Linked DNA regions of Homo sapiens: region 1 is linked to region 2. A link is a loop called in an ENCODE intact Hi-C map of the cell type or tissue named here. Cell type or tissue: OCI-LY7. All regions are shown on one strand.

Region 1 (4,000 bases), 77 kb before region 2:
GTCTTTTTGTGATAGCCCTGGATCCTTGCCACCTTGGGTGAGAGGAAGGAGAAAGTAGAGGAGTGACATGATGATACTCTCAGAGTGCCTTTTTTGAGAGGGCATCCAGGATAGGCTGTCCTGGAGGGAGAACCAAAGGGGTAAAGAGCTTAAGTCAGAAAGAGGGTGCTGACTCCAGCTTCAGCTTCATGGTATCTTTGTGTTGGTGTTATTATTAACTCTTACTTACCTCAAACTCTTCTGTGTGCAACTGAGTTGTTCTCCCAGTCTGGAGCCAGCACCTAACCTCATTCAGAATGGAAAGAAGAGGCCAGGTGCACCTTCTGTTGCCTATATTTGGAAAGAATGCCTTTCCAGGAGTGTGGACCTTGGGCAAGGCAAAGAATGTGTGTCCCCTTCCCCTGTACATACTTACACCCCTTTTGTGCAAGGACAAACAGTGCTTCTCAGACAAGTTGAGATGGCAGCACTTCAAACTCACCGTGATTTTTTATGGAACACTGTAATTTTTACAGAACACCTTGAAATGAAGAGAGAAGATAGACAATAGAAGGCACCATTAGTATTAACATAATAATAACAATTAAAACACAACCATATTAATATTTATGAGTAATTGCTAAGTGCCAGACAACTAAGTGCTTTACATATATAAACTCAATCCCTATAGGTACCCTACAAGTTACAGATTAATATTATTATTCCCATATTATAGATGAGGAAGGATAGGCATAGAGAGGTCATGTAACCCTTCAATCCACTGTGTCAAACAGTGACAAAGCTAGGACTCAGATACAAAGTCTGGTTTCCCAGCCTACATCCTTAATCAAAACACTGTGCTTCTACTCAACTGCTTCAGTAAAACTTTATGGAGGAGAACCTTAAATTTGAGATAATTTGATGAATTAACATTATCCTTTGATGGTTTCTTATCCCTTTCTAGGAAGAAGAAAAGAAAGCTTATTATCTCATAAAAGCCTAATGGGTATATAGACATTAAGCAAACAATTACACTAATAATCATGTCGTTTTATTTGTCATATGGGCTAAGGAGGGAAAACCTAGGAGCCATGAGAATTTCACCTGTAGCCCTGACCCAGTACCATGGAGAGGGGCCCTTTAAAATGTTAGACAAACACTTTGAGCCTCATGATTATAAAGTTGGGAAAAGCCAACAACAGATGAGGAATGCATGTGTTACCTTTGCAGGAATCAGCTACATTCAGATTATAATTGTCATAAGTAATTGGGCTAATAAGATCCGATAAAGTCTAGGCAGAAGTTGACTGAGCCAAATAATATCCATCCTAGCAGATATCAAAGGTGCTTTGTAGGTTGCCCCACTAATAGATAACCCAGATCAGATACTGGTGTTGAGATCAAAGATAAAAATTGCAGTCCAGGAAAAGATAATCTTAAAAGCTCAGAGACTAAGGCAAAAAAAGTTAAGCCAATGAAGAATTGTTGCAAAGGAATTGCAAGCATCACGTTGTGAATAAAATCTGAACACAGGACTAGATAAGGATTACTGAGAATTTCTAGCTCAGATTATCTTAGCAGACAGAAAACTGGATATCATCAGGGAAGTCACAAAGACTTAAGATCAAAATGATTAAAATGATGACCAGAAGGGACTGTGTGAAATCTTTTGGGGATGAAGATATGAGGACTTGAGAATGTTACCCTAGGACAGTCAGGAGATCAAAGAAGACGAGGAGAAATTCAGGAAGAAATAATCACAGGAGGTGGTAAAAGGTACAAGTGCTTGAGAGACACAAGTTTTAATAACTAAAGGGTCCCAGTGGCACTGAATAATAAAAACAGGAAGAAGAGCAAATAGAAGACAGTTACATGAAAGGTTCAAGAAATCCTGCCACAGTGCATACACTTCAAAAATAGCAACACAATCTAGTTAAGAACAAGTGTGGAACAGTGCTGCTTTATGGAAAAGCAAGTCATGCAGGCTCTGATATAAAGCACAGGTAACACCCAAGTCATCATTATCAGCAACTGGTTATACAACCTATAAGGCCCTACTACACAGAGAGGGCTGTTTCAGGCACTGGGGATACAGAAAAAGTTAAAGTTGTAGTCTCTTTATTCAAGGGATTTGCATTATTGTTGGAGCAGCAGGACACCTACATCAAACATATTAAGTTAAAAGTATACAAGAGGAGATAGGTTCTGCCTGATTGGTCTGGAGTTGTGTTACAGGTCTTCAGGGAGGAACTGAATTGGAGGCAGCAGTGGCATCACTTTCCCCTTACCACTGTTGGCAGACGGGGCTCAATCCTGGACTCAGATAATGCAATGCTCGAGCCAGTCCAGGGGAGTTAAGAGAAAAATCTCAGTTGGGGTCAAATCTGTCCCAAGAGAGAGTTGCTAAAGAGCTTTAGGGAAGAGGTAAGACTTGAGTGAGACCCTGAAAGAGGAGAAGGAAGTGGGCACTCTGGGAAGGGGAAGTGGTAGAGATAAAGGGGAGGAGGCTGGCTGTGCTGTGCTGTAGGAAGTCTCTGGGAAGTCTGTCCTAGTTTGCAAACACAAACAGCTTTGAGTAGCCTTGGTATTTCTGTATTAATAATATAGAAATAAACTCTGCTCACAGCAAGTCGGAAGAAGGAGGAGGGTATTGCCTTCCTGTAAGAAAAGGGACATGAGTGAGGAAAAGGAGGAAATTGTGTCAAATGTCTAAGCAGAATCTAGAGATGAGAGTTAAAACAAAGGAAGAAAAGATGGGCACAGGTAGAGGTCCTGACAACAGTGAGCGGAAGGCAGGAGCCTTATAACTCCTGGTCTTACGTGACATCTATTACACACAGATGATGCTCTCCCATGAGGTTAATAGGAGGTTCTGTTTTCTGTGATCTACTGTACCTTTTAGGCACCTTACAGAACTTTTATTTATACCTTGTATCCAAACTTCCTCAGTTACTTTTCTCCCACAAGGATATCCCTCTTTCTTGCCAAAAATCTCCTGCACATAGTGGTGTGCTTTATAAACATGGATGACTGCTCACAAAGTTATCTTTATGGTGATTATGCCAAATGCATCTGCTACTTGGTTCCTCCTAAGTGAAATGACATCTGTGCAGATAAGTGCTTGGAATGAAATGATCAGGATGCTTGTCTCAGAGAGGAGTGCTGAGACTCTGAAGCCTCCAAAGAATTAAAAAGACACAAACTAGCATTCAGAGGGGCTAACAGGACTCATTTAGAGTCAGACCTGAGATCTAATCCAAACCAGCCCGAATGCCTACCTTCCAAGGTTACAGGAAAAGTTAAAGGAGATGAGTGTAAAGTTGGCTGATTCAGTGTGCTAGATTGCAAACACAGCTACCAATTCTTCCCATCCCTGCATGCACAACCCTTGCAAAGTGACTTTTGTAGCTCCTCCAAGTTAAGAGGTGGAGTCTATTTCTCTACCCCTTGAATCTGGGCTTGACCGTGAAACTTGCTTTGGCCAAAAGAACAGTAGCGAATGTGGTACAAATGCTTGGCCATTGGCTGCTCGTTCTTGTTGCTCTTGGGAATGCTGGGACCACCCTGTGAAGAAGCTTAGGCTAGCCTGCGGGATAACAAGAGATGCTGGGACCAGCTTCCCTTATGGGCCTGGCTAACCACATCCCATTGCCAGACATGAGAATGAAGCCAGCCCGGATTATTTGGTACCAGCTGCCTTGCCAAATGATTTATGAGGGAGCACAGTAAAAATCAGTTGAGATGACTCAGGCCAGAAGAACTGCTCAGGCAACCCCACGAATCATAAGCCAAATCAATGGCTATTTTAAGCCACTAATGTTTGGGATAGTTTGAAAGGCAGTAAAAATTAACTTATACATATGGTATCTGGATGTCTATAGGATGTGAGATGCCTACAGTCTCACTCAATGGTTAGTAAAAGACTTTATTTTCTGACTCTCACTGAAGTGATTAGTTTCATATTAGTCTTTGCTACTGTAAGTACTATCTTCCATAATAAACAAATCTTTGCTGCTATAAG
Region 2 (4,000 bases):
ATGGGGATTTGTGCCTTTGGGGGGTGTCTGGAGTGGAATGACATACAATAGGATAAAATTAACCATAGGCAAATACATCCTGAGAGTCAGCAGAGAAAATCAGGCATTGTAGGAGAGAATAGCAATTTTTTTTTTACGTGGCCCTTTCCATACAAAAAGACTAATACTGAGGCTGCTCCACAATGTGGCTCTCCTAAGTCTACATATAAAGAAAAAAGGCCTTTGAGGGGAAAAATATAGAGAGCATTTGCATTCATTTTTTAGGACGAAAAAGTATCTGATTTGAAAAAACCTCTCAGAAAGGGCTACATTATGAGAGGAAGGTCTTCAGGCAAGTTTAATGCCTCTATTTAAATGCTAATGCTAACCTATAGCTTTGGACCACACAAAAACTAAAGTTTTTCAAAGGCCATAAAGTCAATTTAAAATGAAACCTTAATTTCTTTAAGAAAAGATATTTTATTTCTGAAGAGCCAGCTAACACACATAATTTCATAAGAGCAGTACCAATTTGATCACACCAGTGAGGAGGTAGGCGTGTTAATGGCAGAGGCTGGCCAGCATCCAGTGTGCAGGGGCTGCCTTTGTCACAATTAGGAGTCCTCCTCAAAACATCTGCCTTTGGAGCGCAACATTTGCCCCCAGTTGTCCCTGACGGGGGTTAATGCTCCCCCTACAGCCCGCCCCACTCCCCTGAACTGTTTTTTGTAATGACCTGTGCTGAGAGCTTGCTGGTGTTTAGAAGGACAGCTGGGGACAAAAGCGAGGAGAAAATGCAAAGGCATGGGAGTCCCTGGGTTCAGAAGAAGAGGCCATGGGTCCTGAGTGCTTGGTGCTGCTTTGTTTTCCCTGGGAACCAACATTAACGAACGCAGGTAACTGAGGCCTGGAGTACTGGGGAAAGGTCTCCCGGGCTCAGGGGACCACGTACTTACTACCTGTATTAATAGATAACACAAGGAAACAAACTCAGAAAAAAAAAAAAATCAAATAAAATTAGGAAATGCCTGTGGTGAGGGCCATGACTTAGGAGGGGACCATCTGAGCCGTCTTTTTTTGTTTTTTTTTTTAAGACATAGTCTTACTCTGTCGTCCTGGCTAGAATGCAGTGGTACGATCTTGGCTCACTGCAACCTCTGCCTCCCAGGTTCAAGCGATTCTCCTGCCTCAGCCTCCCAGGTAGCTGGGACTACCCACGCCTGACTAATTTTTGTATTTTTATTAGAGACGGGGTTTCACCATGTTGGCCAGGCTGGTCTCGAACTCCTGGCCTCAAGCGATCCGCCTGTCTCAGCCTCCCAACGTGGTGGGATTATAGGCATGAGCCATTGTGCCCGGCCCTGAGGTGGTTTTAACATTCTGTATTTTTATAGGAGTGATGGTTATAAGGGTGTATTCTCTTTGTCAAGAGGAATCAAGCTGTGTACTTAAGATCTGTGCAGTTTACTGTGTGTATGCCATACTTCGATATAAACACTTTAGCTTCCTTCTCCCCACCCCTACAGAAAAAGGAAATGAAAAAGAGAGCAGGCTGTAGGCCAGGTGTTGGGATGTGTACCTGAGTATATTTTTAACTGTCTCATACCCTGTTATTAAGACAAGTGCTAATTTTATAAATCTTGAAAATATTATGCTAATTGAAACAAGCTAGCCGCAAAAGACTAAATATTGTGTAATTTCACTTCTATGATCTATCCAGAAGAGGCAAACCCACAGAGACAGAAAGTAGATGTATGGTTGCCAGGGGTAGCGTTTGGGGGAAATGAGGAGTGACTGCTAATGGATATGGGGTTTCCTTTCGGGGTGATGAAAATGTTCCAAAACTAGCTGGTGATGATGGCTGTACAACGCTGTGACTATACTAAGAACCAATGAATTGCATACGTTAAAAGGGTTAATGTTTATGGTATGTAAATTATATCTTGATAAAGCTGTTATAAAAATGCAAATCCTATAAACTGGAACCCTGACTTCTTAACTATACAGAAGACATCTGTCCGCAGCCAATACTGTTGTGAGGATTGATCCATTAATTGAGATGTTTGCTGCAGTTCCATGTTCTCCTGTGATAAGTGCACAGAAGATTCTGTAAGCTGACAGATATGGCAACATCTTCACCAGCTCACATTTTCACTAAGTGCCCCAGAAATGTATTAAAGTCATGTCTCAGGGCTCTACGCTTTTGTAAGTTAACTGACCCCCAGCATCTTTGTACTAAATGCCTTTGAACTTTCTCCATCCCTACATACTGTTCTCAAGAAACATTGATAACAACTAGTAATGAGTAACCCTTACGAGAAATATAGGTTAGAATTGGGAACAACTCTACGTATGATAGAAATATAATTCAGCCAAAGATTCACTAATGATTCTATTAATGTTTATTATTAAGGAGGACCATAATTATATGGAACAATTAGCATTTAACACTTACTATATACCAGGTCCTTTCACATACACCTGATTTAGTCCTCACAACCTGAGGCTCCAAAGGCAAAACACCTGCCTAAGGTCACCTGGCTAGTTAACAATAACACCAGTATTGAATTCTTTTATACTTTCAGGGTTAAAGTTTGACTACATAGCAATACACTATCATACCCTACCTCCCACACATCATTCCAGGAAAACTGCTGAGTTAGGCTGTGAGAAAATAGTTCAAATCAGAAAATGCTTGGGGAGACAAAAATGTTGACTCATCAAGAGACTCACTGAAATCATATTTGTGAAAGCCCTATGTCGATTGTAAAGTGCTATGTGAATATAAGTGTCTGGCAAGAACATATTAACAGCATTGGATCGGGGGAGCTGGAAACTGAGGTGCAGATGACTGCTCCAAGTGTGCACATTGTGCTAACGTGTGCTACATTAAAGCGAAGGAGGAGATGCCTTGCATTGTCTGCTCTTTCACAGAGTGGACCTTCAGATCTTTATGCGTGGTAATGGATGACTGCTCAGTTGAGTTGACGCTGTTCTAGACAGCAAGGTGGTGACCAGGATGGCCTGTGATCTCAGCAGATACAGATGTCAAAGAAAATACATGCTGATTCCTAGTAGAAAAAGTAGACACTGTTCAAACAGCAGCAAAAATAGCCTGGAAACCTGAACCTAGTTTTTTACAAATCCTGCAGAAGACGGTGGTAGGCAGGACGCAGCAGAGGTTCCATTTCCCTCACACTTGCTACCTTCAGAATTAGTCTCCTAATTTCTAGTGCTTTCAAAAATCTCATGACCTTCCACATGTGCTTCACCTGTTTCAGTGGGGATGTCAGTGAGCGGGATGTGGCCTTATTGATTACTTCCCTGTGGCTCAGAGGAAGGGCTGCTCTCATGACCTGGATATTGGTGGAGAAAACAAAATGGGAGGAAGGTGGTGACAAGGACTCTTTTGAGCAAACTCTACACAGGCTCCTTTGAGCTCTTCTCCACTAGGCTTCACCCAGTGGCAAGGTGGATTAGTTGAGATTATCCATGAGTCAGAAATAGAGTTAGGGTTCAACCCACTCTGCCTGGACTCCAAACTGCTGATCCAGTTCCTAGACCATGCTCCATCACCGATCAGGCCAGGGCTACAAACCAAGGTTATTTTAAAGGCCCCACTTCCAATTAGCACAACTGTGTTGGAGCTGTAGAGGCTGTGTTGGGGAATGAGGGAAAAGATGAGGAAGAATCAAGTAAGCCTCAGCCTGTCCTTCTCTACACAGAGACTGCCCTGGCCAATCTCCTGCCTCCTCTCTTTACACTTCCTTCTCAACAACTACCCTACATTCACAGCTGCATGAGAGAACAAACTTGCCACCTCCAAACCTCCCCCGAAACCATTGCACTCCTCAATGTGCCCCTAATAGTTTACACCCAAGAAATGTCAGAGTCTACGGTGATGCTGGGAGGTGTCACACATTCCTAGGGACCAGGAAGAAACTGCTATCCCTGGAGGACCCTGAATGCACCAAACCAGGTGGCTGTGGGTGTCCCTCCCTTTCCAGATTTATACTTCTGT

What was found. Peaks named below come from ENCODE experiments on the same cell type or tissue, not always from the same donor. Only the 100,000 strongest peaks of a DNase experiment are listed, where the experiment ranks them.
Region 1: it touches region 2 in a loop (1.9-fold over the local background); 3 of 110 quality-filtered maps call a loop at or near these places.

Annotation. Positions count from the first base shown.
Region 1 is chr7:134,120,296-134,124,295 of GRCh38, reverse strand. No RefSeq gene overlaps it. Among named protein-coding and RNA genes, the nearest start is that of LRGUK, 5.0 kb to the left of the region's middle. In OCI-LY7, no CTCF peak of the experiment used is centred here; no DNase peak of the experiment used is centred here.
Region 2 is chr7:134,043,540-134,047,539 of GRCh38, reverse strand. The region is part of intron 17 of EXOC4 (exocyst complex component 4); the gene reads right to left. Among named protein-coding and RNA genes, the nearest start is that of LRGUK, 82 kb to the left of the region's middle. In OCI-LY7, a CTCF peak has its summit at 714; a DNase peak (open chromatin) is centred at 1,629; H3K4me3 peaks cover 1,527 bases; H3K27ac peaks cover 3,088 bases.